Linked DNA regions of Homo sapiens: region 2 is linked to region 1. Evidence: read pairs that join two places in POLR2A ChIA-PET (ENCODE). Cell type or tissue: MCF 10A. All regions are shown on one strand.

What was found. Peaks named below come from ENCODE experiments on the same cell type or tissue, not always from the same donor. Only the 100,000 strongest peaks of a DNase experiment are listed, where the experiment ranks them.
Region 2: POLR2A ChIA-PET joins it to region 1 with 8 read pairs; 1 of 35 experiments calls an interaction of 5 or more read pairs at or near these places.

What each region holds. Positions count from the first base shown.
Region 1 is chr5:81,786,450-81,790,449 of GRCh38, reverse strand. No RefSeq gene overlaps it. Among named protein-coding and RNA genes, the nearest start is that of SSBP2, 37 kb to the right of the region's middle. In MCF 10A, no CTCF peak of the experiment used is centred here; DNase peaks (open chromatin) are centred at 1,229 and 2,459.
Region 2 is chr5:82,104,251-82,108,250 of GRCh38, reverse strand. The region is part of intron 3 of ATG10 (autophagy related 10); the gene reads right to left. Among named protein-coding and RNA genes, the nearest start is that of ATG10, 130 kb to the right of the region's middle. In MCF 10A, a CTCF peak has its summit at 746 (motif pointing left); a DNase peak (open chromatin) is centred at 1,860.

The DNA.
Region 1 (4,000 bases):
TTCATATTAATAAGACTCTCCTAATATTAAGCCTTGATTGGCCGACTGCTGGGTGTATTTGTTTTGAAATAAGCTGTTTGGATGGATGTAAACATTTTGACCATGCTGACACTAAAGACAATCTTTTTTTTTGAAACAGAGTCTTGCCCTGTCACCCAGCCTGGAATGCATTTCATACATCTTCAAACACTCCCACTCTTTGCCAGCTTTTAACCCGAGTCTATTAGTCTCTGCCTCTTTTCTCAACCCTCTTTAATCCATCTTTTTTTTTGAGACGGAGTCTTGCTCTGTCCCCAGGCTAGAGTGCAGTGGCCCGATCTCAGCTCACTGCAACCTCCGCCTCCCTGGTTCAAGTGATTCTCCTGCCTCAGCCTCCCAAGTAGCGGGGATTACAGGCACATGCCACCATGCCCAGCTAATTTTTGTATTTTTAGTAGAGGCGGGGTTTCACCGTGTTGGCCAGGATGGTCTCAATCTCTTGACCTCGTAATCCGCCCGCCTTGGCCTCCCAAAGTGCTGGGATTACAGGCATGAGCCACTGCGCCCGGCCTTTTTTTCTTTTCTTTTCTTTTTTTTTTTTTTTTTTTTTTGATGGGGTCTTGCCCTGTCACCCAGGCTGGAGCGCAGTGGCGTAATCTCAGCTCACTGCAGCCTCCACCTCCTGTATTCAAACGATTCTCCTGCTTCAGCCTCCCGAGTAGCTGGAATTATAGGCACGTGCCACCACACCCAGCTAATTTTTGTATTTGTAGTAGAGACGGGGTTTCGCCATGTTGGCCAGGCTGGTCTCAAACTCCTGACCAGATGATCCGCCCGCCTCGGCCTCCCAAAGTGCTGGGATTACAGGCGTCAGCCACTGCACCCAGCCAAGACAATTTTAAAACTAACTTAGGGAAATAAAGATCGTGCTAGGTTTTGCTGGATACTCAGCACGCTAAGCTTCAGTATGCCTGTGCACAGCAAACAGCAATTGGAAGTTCCTGGATGGCCTTAAGTAGAGCATCCCTGGCCTTGTGGTTATTTGACTGTATCAATACATGTTTAACTGCCATTAATAAGAAGCAGAAACAAAACTAGTCAAAGCCCAGTTTAAACCAGAAATGAGAGTTTTGTGGAGCTCTAACTCCCAAGGCCATATAATCAAGTGTATTGTGCTGACCATCAGCTGTCAGGAACACCGAGTCCCCACTTCAGCTTGGTGATGACTCACTCTGCTGTCCTAGGTGAGTCACTTAAACCCTCTGCTCCTCAGTTTCCCAACTCATCTCTCTTCACATGTATGCAAAGGACTTGCAGAAAGAGTCTTTTAAAAAATGACCTGTTTTCAGCTGGGTGTGGTGGCCCACGCCTGTAATCCCAGCACTTGGGGAGGCCAATGCGGGCGGATTACAAGGTCAGGAGATCGAGACCATCCTGGCTAACACGGTGAAACCCTGTCTCTACTAAAAATACAAAAAATTAGCAGGGTGTGGTGGTGGGCGTCTATAATCCCAGCTACTCAGGAAGCTGAGGCAGGAGAATCGTTTGAACCCAGGAGGTGGAGGTTCCAGTGAGCCGAGATTGCACCACTGCACTCCAGCCTGGGCGACAGAGCGAGACTCCATCTCAAAAAACAAAACAAAACAAACAAACAAAAACCTGTTTTCAAGCATCTGAGTGTGTAATTGTTTGACAGGAACAAAGAAAAGAAACTTTTTAAAACAGCAAACTTCTAGCTCCCATTGATTTTATATCAGTAACAAATTACACTTTGTTGCTATATAGGATTGGAAATCAGCAGTCAAGCAAAAGTGAAGTTCCAATAATCTACATTGTTGAAGTGCCAACAAACAAAAGTCAGTTTGTCATGTTTCTAAACAACTGGAAAGTTGGGAGCAGGCTGAAGCAGTGAGGAAAACCTTAGGCAGGATGGAACATAGCTCCGGGTTAAGAGGAGGTGGTAAGGGTGAAGTGGGATCTATGGCTTAACAAAGTGGTTAATTGTCATCACATGATTCAAATATGTTTATTTCTTAAACCTTCACTCCAGACTGAGGCGGACAAGGGGCCTCTTTCTAATTACAGATGACTATTAGCAACCAACAGGGAGAAAGAAAGAAAAATGAAAACAAGAAAAAAATGAATGAAAAAGAAAAGCACTGTAATCCTTTGCATTATCAAAAGTGATCAACAGTCGGTTCTTTACAGGCTGTGAGAACAACATTTCCACATTATTTTCCAGTCACTGCTACCAGCAGAAACTCCCTATAGAAGGAGGCTCATAGCAGCTACACACAGACAACAGAGAAGGAAGCTGCTTGGTATAGCCGTCACCTTCAGGACAACAGACAGCCAACAGAGCATTTCACCCTGAAGGTGTACGTGTGATTACACAAAACCCTCACTTGGTCATTTTTTTTACGTGTTTTAATAATGCTGATGCAAAATAAGAGTAAAATTACAGGTGCCAGTTCCCATTGTAGAATGCTGATAAACAACTTACCATTTTGCAGTGGCTGGTCACATCTGGAGCCTTTTGGGATGCAAAAGTACTGGAAGGATTATTGCAAAACTTAAAGACACTTTTGCTGCCATTACTTTGTTTTTAACCTAAATTAGTGTGGGTTTTCTTGGGGGGGTGCTGGGGGGATGCTTTTTTAGATAGTCTTAATGCTTATATTATAAACTTATTTAGTTAAACACTAACCAAATAACAAAATGAAAAAGGGGGTTAGGTTTAGAGTAGTTGCTTGAAAACTTTTCCAAATTGACCTTAAATAGACAGAGGCTGGTATAAAACTATGGATTGGTGGATTATGACTTATTAATTTTGGTACTATCAAAATCCTCAATTTAACCTGATGAAACTTGATTTGTCACTGTTGATATCTCTCTTACAAATGTTGAATTAGCATGTAATGTGCACAGTGTAAGAATAATAATATAAATGGAAGTGCATTGTTCCTATTCTTTATGGAGCTATGGTTTTTCATAACCACAAAAGAACATTAACATAAGAATATAATGTATTAGGGTATAGTTAGTATTTTGACTCTTTTTTAATAAAACTCTTCTTTTAGGATATAAATATTTCTCTGTATTTTGTGTCTGCTGCAAGGTAATTTGGGCTGGTACCAGGACTAGACATGGATGGGTGGAGAGAGTCTGGATCTTCCCCTTTAGGGTTTCATGATTCTTGTATGTTTTCCTCAGGTTGCTTCAGGACTAATTCTGCTTGTGTGTAGCTAGTAGAGCATGATCCCCTTGCCTTCTTTTCTTTTCGTGCTCCTCAGTTGAGAATATGCAATCTAAATCCTTAAGGTGCAAACTAGTCATATCTACCGAAGTCCAGCTTCCAGCAGATTCTTTGCTATATCTAGCATGTACGAAATCAGACATTTTAATGAACGCATGTGTTTTCCTGTAGTGTTACGTGGACTGACAGGCTGTGGAGATGTCTGAAGTGATTTGGCTGGACTCATTGCAGTCCTCCAGAAATCATTTCCTGTGGCATCATGCAGTGCATTTCTCCTAGGATTTCCTTGTCAAGAATATTCCTCTTTTAAGCAAAATAATAACTTATGGAGCCTAATGGATTTTATAGCTGAAGATTGAAGTAGTGTGCCCAGTATGTGAAGCATTCTAGCTTTCTTCATGCAAATGAGCAGATATGCTTAACAAGTCAATCTTGAATCTATTTGGTGAAAAAAGCCACTCTGTTGGCTGTGTGCTATTAGTACATGTAGATACAAGCACACACGGGCTTGGACGTGTATTAGCATCGGATGTTACTTCACTGAGAAAGTGATCTGTTGACCAAAATATGCATATCTGAATGGAAGCAGGCCTTTGTGGTGCTCTTTTCAATTCTAATCTGCTATGGTCTGAATGTTCGCATCTCCACAAAATTCACGTGTTGAAATCCTAACCCCCAAGGTGATTGTATTAGGAGGTAGAGTCTTTGTAGGGTGATTAAGTCGAAAGATCAGAGCTCTTATGTGTGGGATTAGTGCCCTTATAA
Region 2 (4,000 bases), 320 kb before region 1:
ATGTCTGACCTTACCTAGTATAAAAATGTCTAATCTTTAATCTCTCAGTTCTCCAGGCAAGCTTTCACACTGAAACAAGTATTATTTAATCAAAACATTATTTGTTTCCTCGAAATGGTGTGCAGTTTGCTCTCCTCTGACAACAGAATAAACTCAAAAGCACTTAGCACGGATTTCAAGGTGCTCCATTATCTAACTCTACCTTAGCATTCTGACCTCACCTCCCAGTACATAACCCCTCTATCAACCAGGTTCTATCTAGCCTCAGGCCTAGAATTGTCTTGCTCTAAGTATACCCTGCATTCATGCTGCTCCATTCAGTCTAGAATTTCCATTTTTGGAAACCTCTTATTCAAAGTCCAATTCAAATGTCACCTTCTCCATAATATCCCTATTTGTTTTTTATTAAGAATTAGCCCATATTCTACCTTTATTATCCTTCTGCATTGTAAACAGAGGATATTTACATTTCTTTCTCTCCAACTAAATTATAAATTATTGAAGAATAGAGACTGTGGAGTATTCACCTTTGACTCTCCATCACGCATCAAGTCTTATAAACAGTAAGCATTTACTGAATGTTTATAGAATTAAATTGCATAATAAAGCCCCTCAAGTCTTTTAATTTCAGAGAAGTTAAAACTATACAGTAAAAATGTAAAATCAACAAATTATTCATTGTAGACATTTTTTAATGCAAGTGAAAGAAAATATTTTTAAAATACATTGTAAGCTTTAAGGTAAACAAAAATATTGTTTGGTGCTCCCTCTGCTGGCTTTGCAGAAGCAACTTAAGAATGTTGAACAATAACACCACAAAGAAGTAAACATCAATTCAGCTTAGCTGCTCCCTTTATCTCCTGCAAACACCCAGAGTAGAAACTTTCCACTGAGTTCTTTTGGAAATAATCCTACATGTAAAAAGGTTTGTCTATGAAATTTGTTTACAGGGACAAAACTGATCTTAAAATTTTGCTGATAATAATCCTGTCAGAATTCTTGTTTATACCTTTGTTTTCTAACTAAACCACCGACTTTATGTATAAACAGTTTTAATTTTTAGCTGAAACTGTTGAGAAGCAAAGTAGAATAAGATCTTTTTGCTTTCTATTTAATCTATATATATATTTTTAAAATTGATTAGGAACATAAGAGGTTAAATTCTTCTTGTGTTCCTAAACAGAGTTATTCTGAGTACCCTGAAGGCATTTAATTCCAAAACAGGAAGCCAGAGAGAGGAACACTTGGTTACACTAATGTTATGCAGATCTTTTGGAACATATTTTCCTAAACACTTGCTGAAAGAACCTTTTCTATACTGCATGCTATCACATGAAGTTGGAGAAGGGTCCCACGGATACCACAGTACACTGACTGCTCAAATTGCCCCTTATTACTTCTCTATTTTTCTCCACTTATCTTACTTTAAAATGGCCATCTGCTTGCTCATAGAAGGGGGTAGGAAAATCAGGTGGGGGTCAGGGAATGTTTATTCATACACTATAGTTTAATTGTTTTGCATAAATGTGTATAAGAGCTATGATATAGCTTATGATAGTCCATTGTTAAGAAAATGATACCATAGTAAGATTAACCTGAGACCAGCAGAGGCTGTTAAAGATTGGTGTCCTTTCTAATAAATTCTTGTTTTATATGCTTTTAGCTCTACTATAAAACCTCTGTAATCTAAAACATGTTAAATGAGATCTCACCCTGGTAAATGAAACAAAGAACAATGGTAAACCACAGGCAAGTGGAAAAGGCAGTGGATTCATGCAGTTCAGAGGTGTGCATGCTGGAGCTACCTCTGTTACTGAGCAAATCACATAACACTGTAGGGCTCTATTGCCCAACCTCTCAAATACGGCTTCATACCACTAGAGATGAGCAAGCTGCTATGATCCCGTGACTAAACAAGTGAACTAGAAAGGTCCACTTTAAGTTACTGAGGTAAAAGATGGTAAAATAACACCAAGGTGGGTATATTTTTCATACGCTGTTTGATCTTATACACCATTTCAATGCCATTTTTAAAAATAGCTCTTTTTCTTACTTTCTTAGTTAAATGCAGTTATGTTTTAAAGAAAGTAAATGATTACTGAGCAATTACCCTCTATGCTGGAAATTAAGGTTTCATGCACATTCTTGATTATCCATAAAAATGAAGTCTTGTAATATTAAATGCAACAGTTTAGTCAGAAGAAGCCAAATAGGAAAAATAGTCAATATATTTGATTTGATTATAGTTACTTTCAAACAATGTATAACAAAATTAATTCTATTCTTAATTTTTAGACACTAAAAATTGTTATTGAAATCAGGTATTTGAAAGTCAAAATTGTATTTTTAGTCCATTCTGCATAGCTTGGAAATCATTTTTTCCTTAAGAAATCTCCATGTGAACAAGAACAAGGGTTTAGCCACTGCAGTAAGCTACTATTGGCATTCTTGTGCCGAGATTCTTGACTGTTAGCCTCTGCAACTGACAAAATCAAAGCCTGGCTGGTGACTGGGTGCCACTCTGTTAGGTGGGTGCCATAGGACAATGGCAGCCAGGCACAAAGGAGTGGGGAGAAAAGAGTCAGAGTACAGAAGGGTATTCCCAGACTCCCTCTGACTCATTCAGTAAATGGCAACCTCTAAAATGCTGAGCTTCTGTTTTTGAGCAGAGCTGTCAAATCATTAGATTTGTTTTTGGAATTTCAATTCATGAATATGTCCTCTAATGTTCAGAGGGCATTCTCACTGAAATATACAGTTACATATATGACTGCAGCAAAGAAATTCTTACATCCCAAAAGATTTAACAGCAATTCTTCATCAAACAATGATTCATTCCACTTTAAATTATCAAATGCTCTATTCCAAATGATACAACAAGGTTTCAGAGCTGTAAATTAGCTGGCAGACAATATCTAAAAAGACATTTTGAAGTGTGGAAAAAAATATTCAGAAAATGTGATTCATTTTCATTTAACATAATATAAACCCAATGATGAATGAACACAGGAAATTTACGATGTGGTTTATTGCAAAAAGGAAACAGTAGTATCCAATAAAATCTATGCTTTTTGCATTCCTTACAGTAATCAATTTACCCTATTAACCAATACCAGTACAGCAAATTACTGAACAAGTTCTGTAGAGAAGAAAGCCATTAACCAGGCTCCCGCTTTGTTGACGTCATTATGTGCAAGTGTGTGGTAACATCAAACACTGACATTGTTAGGTGTTCGCCACAATAACTCAGTGATTTCTAGATGGATGCAGCATAAACTGATCACAAAACCAATTCAACTATGTTACATTTATTTCAAAACACCTATAACATCAACAAATACTAGACACTTTGAAACAAAAATACATTTAAATGAATATAACTTTATATTCTAGATGTTTTTCCCCTGGAAAATAATAACAAAAGACCTTGTATATGACAATTCAATATAATCTCATATATAGGTTTAACAATAAAGCTTAAGTTGTCTCCCCCTTAAATCAGTAGGTCTCTAAAGGTATTATTTATCAGATCCTTGCTGGACAGATAATTTAATTAAATAATGGTGTTTAAGAAAAAACTATTGAGTTTTAAATTATTGTAACTCTCTGCTCTTTCTCTTGCCTTCAGCTAATCCCAATATGACAACCAAAACCAGTACAGAATCTGGTCAGTTAACATTACTACTTAATTTACCTATAAAATCGGATGTTAAATCAGTTGTTTGAATAGTGTTCAGAAAAACAAATTAGTTGTATCAATTTTTTATATTAATAACTTATAATTGCACAAAATTTCATCTAAAACTGAAAAAAAAAAGTATTTTAGCATGACCTAAAAACTGACAGTTAATTTTCAAGAGAGAAGATGAGAAAATTCCAGTATGGAGTTCACCTACTTCATTCACCCTATGGAAAGATAACAAACTCTTTCAGAACTATTTGGCAAGTGGGAACATAAATTATTACAATTACCTTAGAAAACGGTTGGGCAGAATCTATT